Linked DNA regions of Homo sapiens: region 1 is linked to region 2. A link is a loop called in an ENCODE intact Hi-C map of the cell type or tissue named here. Cell type or tissue: heart left ventricle. All regions are shown on one strand. Links, peaks and the distances in the headings refer to the core of each region. The heading gives the core; the rest is flanking DNA.

What was found. Peaks named below come from ENCODE experiments on the same cell type or tissue, not always from the same donor. Only the 100,000 strongest peaks of a DNase experiment are listed, where the experiment ranks them.
Region 1: a loop joins it to region 2, with 2.7 times the contacts of the local background. A loop is called at or near these places in 10 of 110 quality-filtered maps.

The regions. Positions count from the first base shown.
Region 1 is chr16:2,293,835-2,299,009 of GRCh38, reverse strand. ABCA3 (ATP binding cassette subfamily A member 3) reads left to right here. Exons shown (of 33, transcript NM_001089.3): 15 at 470-624; 16 at 1,089-1,244; 17 at 1,471-1,681; 18 at 3,270-3,420. Among named protein-coding and RNA genes, the nearest start is that of MIR4717, 22 kb to the right of the region's middle. In heart left ventricle, for the core only: a CTCF peak has its summit at 2,223 (motif pointing left); no DNase peak of the experiment used is centred there.
Region 2 is chr16:2,491,769-2,499,960 of GRCh38, reverse strand. It overlaps TBC1D24 (TBC1 domain family member 24), which reads right to left. Exons shown (of 8, transcript NM_001199107.2): 2 at 2,848-3,927; 3 at 2,234-2,251; 4 at 1,565-1,723; 5 at 541-604; 6 at 31-126. The coding sequence starts at 3,812. Among named protein-coding and RNA genes, the nearest start is that of ATP6V0C, 18 kb to the left of the region's middle. RefSeq lists an enhancer at 2,540-3,145. In heart left ventricle, for the core only: no CTCF peak of the experiment used is centred there; DNase peaks (open chromatin) are centred at 1,000, 1,660, 2,460, 3,180 and 3 weaker places; H3K27ac peaks cover 1,268 bases.

The DNA.
Region 1 (5,175 bases), core at 176-5,175, 200 kb after region 2:
TCTGTGAATACCCAAGCTTGACAGGGTCAGTGAAAACAGAGGCCACCACGCAGGAGCAGCTCAACCCCATGCTAATTCTGTCACCAAACCCCTCTCTGAGAGCTCTCCCCTGTGCACCACACCGGCCACTGGCATTTCACTCTGTCTTCCCCAAGCACCAAAGTGTCTGGCAGTGGCACAGGCTGGGACCCGGGGCGGGGGCTGATTGTGGTGACTCTGTGTGTGTGTGTCGTGGGTTTCTCCTCCCTGACCAGCTGTGCGTCCCAGTGGCAGGGCTGTTTCCATGCCGCTTCTTTTTCCCACTGGCCCAGCCAAAGCCCACCCCAGTGGGAGTGGGGTTCCGTGCCCTCTCATGGGCAGGGTCCTCAGAGGAAATTAGGGGAGACAGAGAGGGGGTGGGGGGTCATTACCGCGGGTGCTGACGAGCAGGATCTTCATGCTGAATGTGGGGTCTCCTGCTGGGCCCCAGGTCTCTTTCCCCCCACCAGTGGACGGGCATACATCAGCGGGTATGAAATTTCCCAGGACATGGTTCAGATCCGGAAGAGCCTGGGCCTGTGCCCGCAGCACGACATCCTGTTTGACAACTTGACAGTCGCAGAGCACCTTTATTTCTACGCCCAGGTGAGTTGGGGGCCAGGGGTGTGCAGGGGTGTTTCCACTGATGTGCTCGAGTTTCTGGGGCAGTCTTCCGAGGAGCTAAACTGGAGGAAGGGAGCCAGGAGGGCAGGAGCCAGGGTTCTGAGTCCAGCTACGTCAAGGAGAGGTTCCTCTCACCAGAACCTCGCTGGCCAGGGTCGGCCTCCCGCCAGGAGCCCTGCATCTCCCCAGCTACGTCAAGGAGAGGTTCCTCTTACCAGAAACTCGCTGGCCGTGGTCGGCCTCCCGCCAGGAGCCCTGCATCTCCCCAGCTACGTCAAGGAGAGGTTCCTCTCACCAGAACCTTGCTGGCCGTGGTCGGCCTCCCGCCAGGAGCCCTGCATCTCCCCAGCTACGTCAAGGAGAGGTTCCTCTCACCAGAACCTCGCTGGCCAGGGTCGGCCTCCCGCCAGGAGCCCTGCATCTCCCTGCGTCCCCTGTCGTTGCAGCTGAAGGGCCTGTCACGTCAGAAGTGCCCTGAAGAAGTCAAGCAGATGCTGCACATCATCGGCCTGGAGGACAAGTGGAACTCACGGAGCCGCTTCCTGAGCGGGGGCATGAGGCGCAAGCTCTCCATCGGCATCGCCCTCATCGCAGGCTCCAAGGTGTGGCGGTGGGACTGGAGGCAGTGGGTTCCCCTCCTGCTCGACCTGGGATGGCCCTTCCGCCATGGCCCGGGCACCTTGGCCCTTGACACCCCAGACAAGGCCATCACCATCCTTGGAGGACTCAAGCCGGCTCCGCGAACCCCTCGATGGGGCCTACCGCAAGGCCAGCCTGGGCCCGGGGTGTGGCTCTACCAGCGTCGCGAGACTGTGTCTCTCCCTCCAGGTGCTGATACTGGACGAGCCCACCTCGGGCATGGACGCCATCTCCAGGAGGGCCATCTGGGATCTTCTTCAGCGGCAGAAAAGTGACCGCACCATCGTGCTGACCACCCACTTCATGGACGAGGCTGACCTGCTGGGAGACCGCATCGCCATCATGGCCAAGGGGGAGCTGCAGTGCTGCGGGTCCTCGCTGTTCCTCAAGCAGAAATACGGTGAGCGGTGGGGCCAGCCCGCGACAGGGTCGGTGTCCTGGCTGCCGTGCTGAGGGAATGGCTGCTACCTTCATGAAGGGCCCTCAGATCAGGCAGGGGTGGCCTTTTCTAGACTTCCTGTCTGTTGCCTCTGGGTGGAGAGCCCAACCAGGCAGGGGGGCTTGTGAGAGGGAAGAGGCAGGAAATGGAGCTGAAAGTCTCAATTTGGTTAGGATGTGGTTCAGCCATGACCAGAAGAACAGAGGCCAAGCCTAGTGCCACTAGGAGCAGCACTGCCCTTGGAGAGGCCAACACACGCACCAACATGGCAGCTCCCACGTGAGAGCAGCTCACAGCATGGCCAGGGCCAGCAGGGGCTGACAGGATCTGGGCCCAGACCTCTGACTGTACTGTGCAACTACGGCTTCCCTTTCAAGGTCACCTCCTGGTCCAGCACGATCTGGGTGTGCCAGCGTCCCCCACATTCCAACGGGGTGGAGCAAAGACATAGGAGCCCTCCTCCCCTCAGGACACCCCCCAAGTTCACGTCCCACTTCTGCCCCCTAGTGACTGAGTGGCAACCCAGTGTGGTCAGCAGTAGGCTGGAGGGGATGGCCTTTGTCCTGGGCAGCCACATGCTCAGCCAAGATACCAGGGTTTTGTTACCAAGAGGGAGGACAGCAGGCGTTAGGAGATGAGGAACCATCCACCACGGCCTCTGAGAGTTTCACTAGCCACTTCCTGCCCCACTGCCCAGTTGGCAGAGCCATTGTTCTTCCTGGGCCTGGCATCCTTGTCTCTAAAGAGGACATGGGGCCAGGCGTGGTGGCTCACCGCCTATAATCCCAGCACTTTGGGAGGCCAAGGCAGGCAGATCACTTGAGGTCAGGAGTTCAAGACCAGCCTGGCCAACATGGTAAAACTCTGTCTCTACTAAAATACAAAAACTTAACCAGGTATGGTGGTGCATGCCTGTAATCCCAGCTACTTGGGGAGGCTGAGGCAGGAGAATAAGTACTTGAACCAAGGAGGGAGAAGTTACAGTGAGCCAAGATTGTGCAGCTGCACTCCAGCCTGGGTGACAGAGTGAGACTTGTCTCAAAAAAAAAAAAAAGGACATGGAATTCCATCTCCTGCACGGTGACGTTGGGAAAGAGGTGAGATGCATCTCTGATAGTGCCGTGCAGTGCGGTCTTGCAGCCGGTAGCTCTTGCTCCTGCTCCTGCTGACAGTCCCTTCCTAGAACCACACCATAACCATCAGTGTTAACCCCACAAGACAGAAGCCCTCACACGTGGTCCGTCGCTGCTGATGATATCCTTCCCTGGTGCTTGTATAGCTGGGGGGAGACCCCACCTTCCAGCAGGTGCCCCTGACAGTGCTCAGCACCCTAGATCCCCAGCAGCTCTTCCCAGCAGGAGCGGGAGGTGACACCCTTGGGACAGCACAGGGAGCTCCAAGACACATTCATTCTGCTTCAGCTGCCCACCTCCGGTTCTCTAGCCTCCTTCCCACCAGCTTGCCTGGTGTGAGCCCTAGAGACCCCGGGGTGGGCATGAAGAGACCTGGGGGATCAGCCAAAGATCTCACACGTGGCCCTGTATTCCAGGTGCCGGCTATCACATGACGCTGGTGAAGGAGCCGCACTGCAACCCGGAAGACATCTCCCAGCTGGTCCACCACCACGTGCCCAACGCCACGCTGGAGAGCAGCGCTGGGGCCGAGCTGTCTTTCATCCTTCCCAGAGAGAGCACGCACAGGTACGCCTCCCAGGGAGGGCACGCACAGGTATACATCCAAGATGGGATCCCCATGGGCCATGAGGGCTTTGTGCTCAGAGGCACCTGCTCTGCCCCTCTCTGGCCTGGCCAGTCGGCACTCTTAGACCCTCAGCCTGGGCACCATCAGCCCAGATGAATCTGCTTGGCTGGGTCCTAGGTGCCAGGCCTCCTAGCAAGGAGAAACATAATTAGGACCTGAAAAGGAGAAGCACGTATCTGACTCACCAAAAGGGTGCTCAGCGCTGATGCAGGGCTCACACTCCCCCTTCTGACACCAGGCTCAACACGTGCTGCGGCTGCACTCAGAACTACTCGTGAAACCGAGTCTGTATTTGTATGTGGGTGGTGAATTTGGTCTCAGTGTCAGAGCTGGAGATGTTACCACCTGCTCATCACTGTCTCACACACACGGCAGAACCAGCAAGGGGAGGGAAGCCAGTGTTCCATGACACTATCTATCAGTCTGGATATTATCTGGATAATATCAGTTTATTGCACTTTTCTCCAGTTTGTTGTTTGATTTTGTCAGATTTTTTTCCATTTTACATTTATTTATTTTATTTGTTATTTATTTATTATTTGTTTTGAGATGGAGCCTCACTCTGCTGCCCAGTCCAGAGTGCAGTGGCACAATCTCAGCTCACTGCAACCTCTGCCTCCCAGGTTCAAGCAATTCTCCTGCCTCAGCCTCCCAAGTAGCTGGGATTACAGGCGTGCACCACCACACCCGGCTAATTTTTGTATTTTTAGTAGAGATGGGGTTTTACCATGTTGTCCAGGCTGGTCTCAAACTCCTGACCTCAGGTGATCCACCCACCTCGGCCTCCCAAAGTGCTAAGATGTCAGGCATGAGCCACCATGCCTGGCCACATTTGTTTATTTTAAAAACAAGGTCTTGCTCTGTCACCCAGGCTGGAGTGCAGTGGTGCAATCACAACTCACTGCAGCCTTGAATTCCTGGGCTCGTGATCTCCCACCTCAGCCTCCCGAATAGTTGGGACTACAGGTGTGTATCAACATGTCCGGCTAGTTTTTTTATTTTTTTTGTAGAGATGGGGTCTTGTTATGTTGCCCAAGCTGGTCTTGAACTCCTGGGCTTAAGTGATCCTTCCGCCTCAGCCTCCCAAAGTTCTGGGATTCCAGGTGTGAGCCACTGCACCCGGCCTAGATTTTGTACTTAATGTAGCAACATCCTTTCTCTTGTGACTTCTTCTATTAATTTTATTCTTAGAAAGTGTTTCGCAGCTGTGCATAGTGGCGCACGCCTGTAATCCCAGCACTTTGGGAGGCCAAGGCGGGCGGACCATGAGGTCAGGAGATCGAGACCATCCTGGCCAACACGGTGAAACCTCGTCTCTACTAAAAAAAAAAAAAAATACAAAAATTAGCCGGGCGTGGTGGTGGGTGCCTGTAATCCCAGCTACTCAGGAGGCTGAGGCAGGAGAATCACTGAACCCAGGAGCAGAGGTTGCAGTGAGCCGAAATCACACCCCTGCACCCCTGCACCCCTGGATTCCAGCCTGGGTGACAGAGGGAGACTCCATCTCAAAAAAAAAAAAAGAAAGAAAAAACCAGGGAATCAAACCATATGAACCTCACTTTTAGCCAGGCATGGTTGCTCATGCCTGTAATCCCAACACTTTCAGAAGCCAAGGCAGAAGGAGAAGGAGATCAGCTTGGGCGACATAGTGAGACCCCATCTCTACAAAAAAATTAAAAATTAGCCACATGGCC
Region 2 (8,192 bases), core at 72-5,071:
GGGGGTTTGGGGACACTTGGCCCCACTCACCCTAAACACAAAGCATTCTCCGGTCCCAAAGAAGCCCAGTTTGCCTCCAAACTTATTTCTCTCACTCCAGTCTGTGGACAGGTAAGCACCACACACCTGGGGGAAAGGTCTGGGTGAGGCTGTGCCCGCAGGCCCCCAGGAGCGTCCCTGTGCTCCAGACTACTGACGGGCCTGTCCCAGGTCACAGGTGGGGGTGCAGGCATTGCCGTCTCCCACCCCCACCCCAGGGCAGGAGTGGTGTGGGAAAGGCAGTGTTGCAGGTGTGTGCACCCTGCCCCTGGCTTGGGGCTGGCAATGAGGGTGGGCGGGGGCTGTGTTGGGGATAGTCTCATTTCCCCTTGTGGCCCTGAGTGTGGGATGAGCCCCATGTGCTGGCCATACCCACGCTCTGACTCTGGATCTGGCCCAGGAGGCCTAGGCCCTGAAGCCCATCAGAGCCAGCCCTGGAGCCCATCAGAGCCAGCCCTGGAGCCCATCAGAGCCAGCCCTGGCTCCAGGGCCCCTGCTCACCTCCTTCTGCGTGGTCTTGATGAGCAAGAGGGTAGGCTCATGTCCTTCACACTGGAAGTAGAACCTGGCGTAGAGACACGCATGCCAGCTGTCACCCTGCACACCCTCCCAGCCGCCTCCTGCAGCCTCCGCTGGCCCCAGCTGTCTTGGGGCGAAGACCTGGGAACTGTGCTTCCTTCTCTCTGGGTCCCGACAACACCCTCACCCAGGTGTTCTTCTCACCTGGCCCTTCTCTGCCATCCCCAGGACAGCCTGCCCTGGTGTGACTCAGGGGAGAGGCCTTGCAGTGGAAGGCCCCAGTGCAGAGCCAAGCGCCAGGGGCTGGGGAAGCAGGAACCAGAGGAACAGGTCCCTGCGGTGGGGAGGTTTGGGCCATCCTCGCAGCCCAGGCATGTGGGAGCCAAAGAGGCCCTGGTCTGCCAACGTGGCGCCTGGAGCTTGGCTGGTGTCCTTGGCAGGGCCAGGAGAAGTGGCTCCAGCTGTGCCAAAATGCTTGAGTTGTTATGAACCTGTGAACGGTGCTGGGTGGGGGCTGGACCAGCTCTGCCTGCCTCACCCCCAGGTCACCCCAGGCCCAACCCAGAGCTCCCACGGCCACATGCTGTCCAAGGCTGGAGGGAGGCTCCCTGGCTGCACCTGGCAGCACCACCCTGGAGGGCAGCATGCCCCAGGCCCCCGACAGAGCACCATGTGGATGACAGGGTGGGGAGCGAGCACAGCCAGGACCTGCCGCCCACATGGTCCCCCAACCAAGACAATGCTGTGAGCTCCAAGGTGGGGATCCTGCCTCCCAGGCGTCTTCACGACGCCTGCATGGCCCCAAGCTGTGGCACGCCTGCCATGACCCCCAAAGTCTGGGTGGTGTGGGGAGGACAGAGCCCAGAAAGGGACCCTGATTCTTAGGCCCCACAGGAAGAAGCAGGGCCTCACCAGGTGCCGAGGTTTGAGGCCCATTTCCAGCCTCTGTGGGCAGGACACGTGGCTGGGCGGCTCTGCCGCCCGCTCTGGCCCCTTGGGGTGTTACCTGGCCAGGCTGTACCCGTGCTGCAGGGAGGAGAACAGCAGAAGGGGCTGGCACAGGGCAAAGCGCTCGGGGACCCAGGACCAGATGTCTCTCATCTCCCTCACGCTGACGATCTCCGAGCGGAAGTTCTCTGCATGGACGGCCAAGTGTACAAACTGCCTGAGGGGAGCGAGCAGGGGTCAGAGCCCGAAGGCACGTCTGGGGCCAGGCCATGCCCCCCGAGGTATGCCCCAGAGCCTCTTTGGAAGTAAACCCAGAGGGAACTTCTCGCCTGCTTGCCCCGGCCCCGGTTTAGGGCCGGGTTCTAGGTGCCCAACGGGGAGAAAGTTCCCAGGAGCCCCACCTCCCACCCATTACAGAAGGGAAAGTGCCCAGCTTGGATGGGGACAATGCAACTTTTCTCTAAGAAATCAGGACAGAGAGCAACTGCTCTGGCAAGACAAGGCTTCAGGGTGAGCCAAACACCAGCAGATAGCATGACAGAGGCAGACAGGCAGGGAGGCAGGCAGACAGACAGACAGAAGGCGCCTGAGCATCAGTCCGGCTCAGAGGCAGCGCTGCTGAAGCTGGCCCACGAGAGCAGCCCTGAGACCCAGAGCAAGCAGCTGGCCTAGAGTCAGCCTGGTGGAAAGACAGAGGCCAGGTGTGCAGATACAGTTTCAGACCTACCTTTTAGAAAGTGACACACTGAAAAACAGGAGAAAGCAACGGACATGGAGAAGAAAAATAAAACAGACAAAGAGAGGTTAGTGTGAGTACCGATCCCCCGACAGGCCTTTGCTGGCCCAGAAGAAAGAGGGCTGCACGCCAACAGGCCGCAGCGTGGCACCATCACAGCGCTGGCTGCCAAATCCACATAGGACAGACACCATGAACTCCTGACCCTGCTCCCCTGGGGCTGTGCTCCAGGCGGGGAGGCCACGCCCAGCAGCCACAGCAGAGACCAGCCACGGAGCCCAGAGCCGGAGGGGTGGAGCAGAGGCTGCCCTGAAATGACCCTGGGAGTGGGCCTGGCCTCCCACGATGCCTTGCGACCCCATGGCCAGCATCAGCTTTCATCTCAGCCGTGGGCCTGGCCCCAGAGGATAGGACCCGATGTCCCTCGTCTGTGGCTGTAACTGGGAAGGCCCTTCCTGTTTCAGTGTCTTTTCAGCCATGCACAGATGGCTGGGTGGACCATGGGCAGAGGCCGCCTGGAGGCCGGCAGGATGAGCTCACGCCAGACACGTCCTGCCCCAGCCCCCGACCCTGGGTGTACCCCTCACAGGCTGCCGGCGACCTACCTCTTCTGCTTCACGGTGATGCCCTTCTGCTTCAGGGCTTTCTCATTGGCCATCTGCAGGAGCTGGATCTCCTTGCGGGAGAAGAGGCGGATGGCGAACGCTTTCTCCAGCAGCTTCTCAGGGGACACCGTCTTCGCGATGTCTCTGACGAACGTGCGGATGTCCTGCTTCACGCTGTCCGACTCCAGCGGCTGCCCGGCCCTCACCTTGTGGAAGAACTTGAGGATGGCCAGCGCCACGCGGTACAGCACCTTGTAGCCCTCCACCAGGAAGACGTCAAAGACCCGGGCGAAGTAGCAGAGGGGCAGCTCCCCAAACAGCCAGCGCTGCCAGTCCGCATAGACCTGCAGGACATCCTCCGACACGGCCACCATCAGCTTGTGGGCCGCCTGGCAGTACTTGTTCACCAGGTCCCCAAACGTCATGCAGGACGACTCAAAGGCCAGGAAGCTCTGGTCGATCAGCCTCCTGCCGGGGTCATTGCAGGCCAGGATGCGGCAGGCCTTCTCGAAGCACTCGGCCTCGTCGATGCTGTAGTGCAGCAGCAGGGCCACCACGGCCGGCAGGGCGGGGCAGAAGGAGATGTCGGGGAACTGGTTGGCCAGGCACAGGAGGATCTTGCGCACGGCCCCCTCGCCGCGTGCATTCAGGCAGTAGCTGGGCACCTGCGTGTTGTCCACGAACTCGGGCAGCGGCAGGCAGCTGCTGCTGTGCTTGCCCACGATCTTGCCCACGATGTCGCTGTACACGCTGGCGTCAGGCGTGACCGTGCGGCAGGGAATGTCCCGGATCAGGCGCTGGTACACCTTTCCCCGCAGGGCGTGGCTTTGGGCCCAGTAGCCCTGGCGCGCCAGCTGCTTCAGTTCCTGCAGTTCAGTGCAGCTCAGCTCCTTGGGCCCCAGGTCCTGGATGGCAGCGTCCATCTTGTCTTTGTCCACGAAGCAGTTGTATCCTGGAGAGTCCATAGCGCCGCTGTGCTCGGGAGGAGGCCCTGGACTGCCGGAAGGGGAGGACAGAGTGGCTAAATCCTCCAGCCCCCTTTCTGAGGGTTTCCTGCAAACCTGTCTGCCATCTCACACCCTGCAGGATTAAAAAAACACTTTTAGCATCTGTGTTTCAAGGTTCACATTTTAAAGAACGTATTTTTTCAAATGTGGTGTAGTTTTCTTTTCTTTTGAGACAGGGTCTCGCTCTGTTGCCCAGGTTGGAGTGCGGTGCAGTGGCGTGACCCTGCTCTCTGCAGCCTTGAATGGCTTGAACCATCTTCCTGCCTCAGCCTCCTGAGTAGCTGGGACGACAGGTGTCCACCACCATGCCCAGTTAATTTTTTTTTTTGAGATGGAGTCTCACCCTGTCGCCCAGGCTGGAGTACAGTGTCACGATCTCCACTCACGGCAACCTCCTCGCCCCTGGTTCAAGCGATTCTCCAGACTCAGCCTTCTGAGTAGCTGGGACTAAAGGCATGCACCACCATGCCTGGCTAATTTTTTGTATTTTTACTAGAGACAGGGTTTCACCATGTTGGTCAGGCTGGTCTCAAACTCCTGACCTTGTGATGTGCCTGCCTTGGCCTCCCAAAGTGTGGGATTACAGACGAGAGCCACCGCCCTGGCCTAATTTTTTATTTTTTTGTAGAGACAGGGTCTCGCTATGCTCTCCAGGCTGGTCTTGAACTCCTGGGCTCAAGCAATCCTCCTGTCTTGGCCTCCCAAAATGTTGGGATTACAGGCATGAGCCACTGTGCCCGGCCTTGTTTTGTTTTGTTTGAGACAAGGTCTTGTGCTGACATCCAGGCTAGAGTGCAATGGCACCATCTCGGCACACTGCAACTTCTGCCTCCTGGGCTCAGGTGATCCTCCCACCTCAGCTATAGCTGAGACTACAGTTAGGCGCCACCACGCCCAGCTAATTTTTTCTCTTTTTAGTAGAGACGAGATTTTGCCATGTTACCCAGACTGGTCTTAAACTCCTGATCTCAAGCAATCCACCCACCACAGCCTCCCAAAGTGCTGGGATTACAAGTGTGAGCCAGTGCTCCTGGCCTGTTTTTTTGTTTATTATTATTATTATTATTTATTTTGTGTGTGTGTGTGTGTGTGTGTGTGTGTGTGATGGGGTCTTGTTCTGTCACCCAGGTTGGCCTTGAACCGCAGGCCTCAAGTGATCTTCCCACCATGCTGGAATTACGAGTGAGAGTCACGTTGCGCAGCCACATTATTTGCCTTAATCTTTGTGTAAGTATTAGAAGGGCTTCCACTTAAGATAAGTGACTTTTGAGAAGCCGTTACAAACTTTGGAGTATACCTTCTTTTCACAGAACTTATGAAGTTACTGGAATACATCACACAGATTCTGAGTAATGAGAGGCTAGAGATAGAGTTCCCAGAAGGGCTTCAAGAGCTTGGCCCTTGGCTGGGCACAGTGGCTCATATCTATAATCTCAGCTACTCAGGAGGCCAAGGTGGGAGGACTAGTTGAGGCCAGGAGTTCAAGACCAGCCTGGGCAACATGGTGAGACCCCATCTCTACCAAAAAAAGAGGCTGACCCTGCTGAAAACACCTTTCCACTCGAGCATGGTCCACTCCAGGCTCCTAAACACCACCCTGCACCCTGGGGGCCTTCTGAAAAGGAACCCCCAGTTGAGAAGATCACTTTGAGCAAAGAGATGCTTCGTTCTAGTTCTCCCTTTTTTTTTTTTTTTGAGACAGAGTCTTGCACTGTCGCACGGGCTGGAGTGCAGTGGCGTAATCTCGGCTCACTGCAACTTCCGCCTCCCGGGCTCAAGTGATTCTCCTGCCTCAGCCTCCTGAGTAGCTGGGACTACAGGCACCCGCCACCACACCCAGCCAGTTTTTGTATTTTTAGTAGAGATGGGGTTTCACCATGTTGGCCAGGCTGGTCTCGAACTCCTGATCTCGTGATCCACCCACCTCGGCCTCCCAAAGTGTTGGGATTACAGGCGTGAGCCACCACGCCCAGCCCGTTCCCAGTTCTCTTTAACCAGCTGTGTGTGCTAAGAAAGTCACAGCCTATGCTATCCCACCCTGTCGGAATTCTGAAGCCGGCTCTTAACTTTCTAAAACCACCAGCTTGAAAGCTATGCTTCAGGCAGGTGCTCCAGGGAGGAATCTCTGGTGAGGAGCAGGCATTTTCCAGAGGGAGAGCTGGGACCTAAATGGAAGGTGCTGCAGCTTTAAAACTGCACATTTCTGGATCCGAATGGGCCAGAAGTCAAGTGGGGGTGGTTGGTGTTTCTCCAAGAACAGCAACCCCTGGGCTCAGGCAAACATAAAAGGAGTGGGTAAGACGTGCCCTGTGGGATTCTGGACAACAGGTGGCTGCCCTGGCCCAAGGATACCGTCCTGCGCACAGAAGTGCAAGGTTTGCTTACGCACATCAGACTAACCTTTCCACCTGGGATGGTAGAAGTTCCCAGTGTGCCCCAGGGGTCTGCTTCAGCAGGTTTTGGTTGAGTGACCAGACCACTCCGGTTTCTCTTGCAGCTAGAACATTCACCTACCTATTATAAGGCAAATACTGCTTTAAAACAGTTCTTGAAAAGTAAAAATCATAGTGTAAAACGTACGTCTGCGAGACACTGTCTTGGGAAAACACCTCGACACGTGTTTTTGTGTGTGTGGTAAAATACACATAGCATAAAATTTACCATGTTAGGCCGGACGCGGTGGCTCACGCCTGTAATCCCAGCACTTTGGGAGGCCGAGGCGGGTGGATCACGAGGTCAGGAGATCGAGACCATCCTGGCTAACACAGTGAAACCCTGTCTCTACTAAAAATACAAAAAAACTAGCCGGGCGTGGTTGCGGGAGCCTGTAGTACCAGCTACTCGGGAGGCTGAGGCAGGAGAATGACGTGAACCTGGGAGGCGGAGATTGCAGTGAGCCGAGATTGTGCCACTGCACTCCAGCCCAGGCGACAGAGCAAGACTCTGTCTCAAACAAACAAACAAACAAACAAAAAATTTACCATTTTAGCCATTTTTTATTTATTTATTTTTTTGAGACAGAGTGCCGCACTGTCGTCCAGGCTGGAGTGCAGTGGCGTAATCTCAGCTCACTGCAACCTCCGCCTCCCTGGGTTCAAGCGATTCCCCTGCCTCAGCCTCCCAAGTAGCTGGGATTACAGGCATGTGCCACCACGCCCGGCTAATTTTGTATTTTTAGTAGAGACAGGGATTGTCCATGTTGGTCAGGCTGGTCTCGAACTCCCGACCTCAGGTGATCCGCCCGCCTCAGCCTCCCAAAGTGCTGAGATTAGAAGCGTGAGCCACCGAAGTTGATTTTAATGTATCCCACTGGAAAAACCTTGCCCACAGCAGGACTAGGCCTCAGAAGAAAAGAAACCCTTAAGACCATTGATTGGTTTGCTTCGTCCTGGGAGGGAAGGCAGTGAGGGCTCCCCCTTTCCCTGGTCCTGAAGGTCAGGCCGACAGGTCCACTCACATGCGCACAGCCACGCCTGGGTCACACTGCACAATCTTACACGTGTCGGTCGGTTATCCACAGCTTACATCCCTCCTTCCCTGCTATGGGCCCACTAGCCTCTGGAGGAACTCCAGGCCCATCCTGTTTGGGTGAAAGAACTGGCTCCTTCTTAAGGCAATAAACATGTTTCTAAACAGAACAGGAGCTGGGCAGAGCAGCACCAGCCTCCACTCGGCTGGCCCCAGATTCAGGTTGAATATTAAACTGGAAACAGTAAAAGCTGTGGGTGCACCTTGCGAAGTTCCCTTAGGGAGATGCAGATCCCAAGTTGTGTTTACTGCCGCGAATGGTCCGGCGACGTGCTGGACTCACAGGGACCCCCGAGCCAAGGATGTGTGCAAAAGACCCGAGGGAGCCCTTGGATTCTTTCTTGTTCCCCAAACCCTCACTCAAAAAGAGCGCACGACATTTCTGGGGCTGTGCACACAAGGCAACAACCCACTTAAGGCATCTATAAAAACCAGGTCCAGGCCAGCAAAGGGGCTCACATCTGTAATCCCAGCACTTTGGGAGGCTCAGGCAGGAGGATCACTTCAGCCCAGGAGTTCAAGACCAGCCTGGGCAACATAATGAGACCTCATCTCTACCAAAAATAAAAAAAAATGGCCAGGCCTGGTGGCATGCACCTGTAATCCCAGCTATTTGGGAGGCTGAACGGGGACGACCTTTGGACGCCAAGCCCAGGAGTTCAAGACTAGCCCACACAACATGGCAAAACCCCATCTCTACAAAAAAATACCAAAATTAGCCAGGCGGGCCAAGCACGGTGGCTCATGCCTGTAATCCCAGCACTTTGGGAGGCCGAGGCAGGTGGATCACAGGGTTAGGAGTTTGAGACC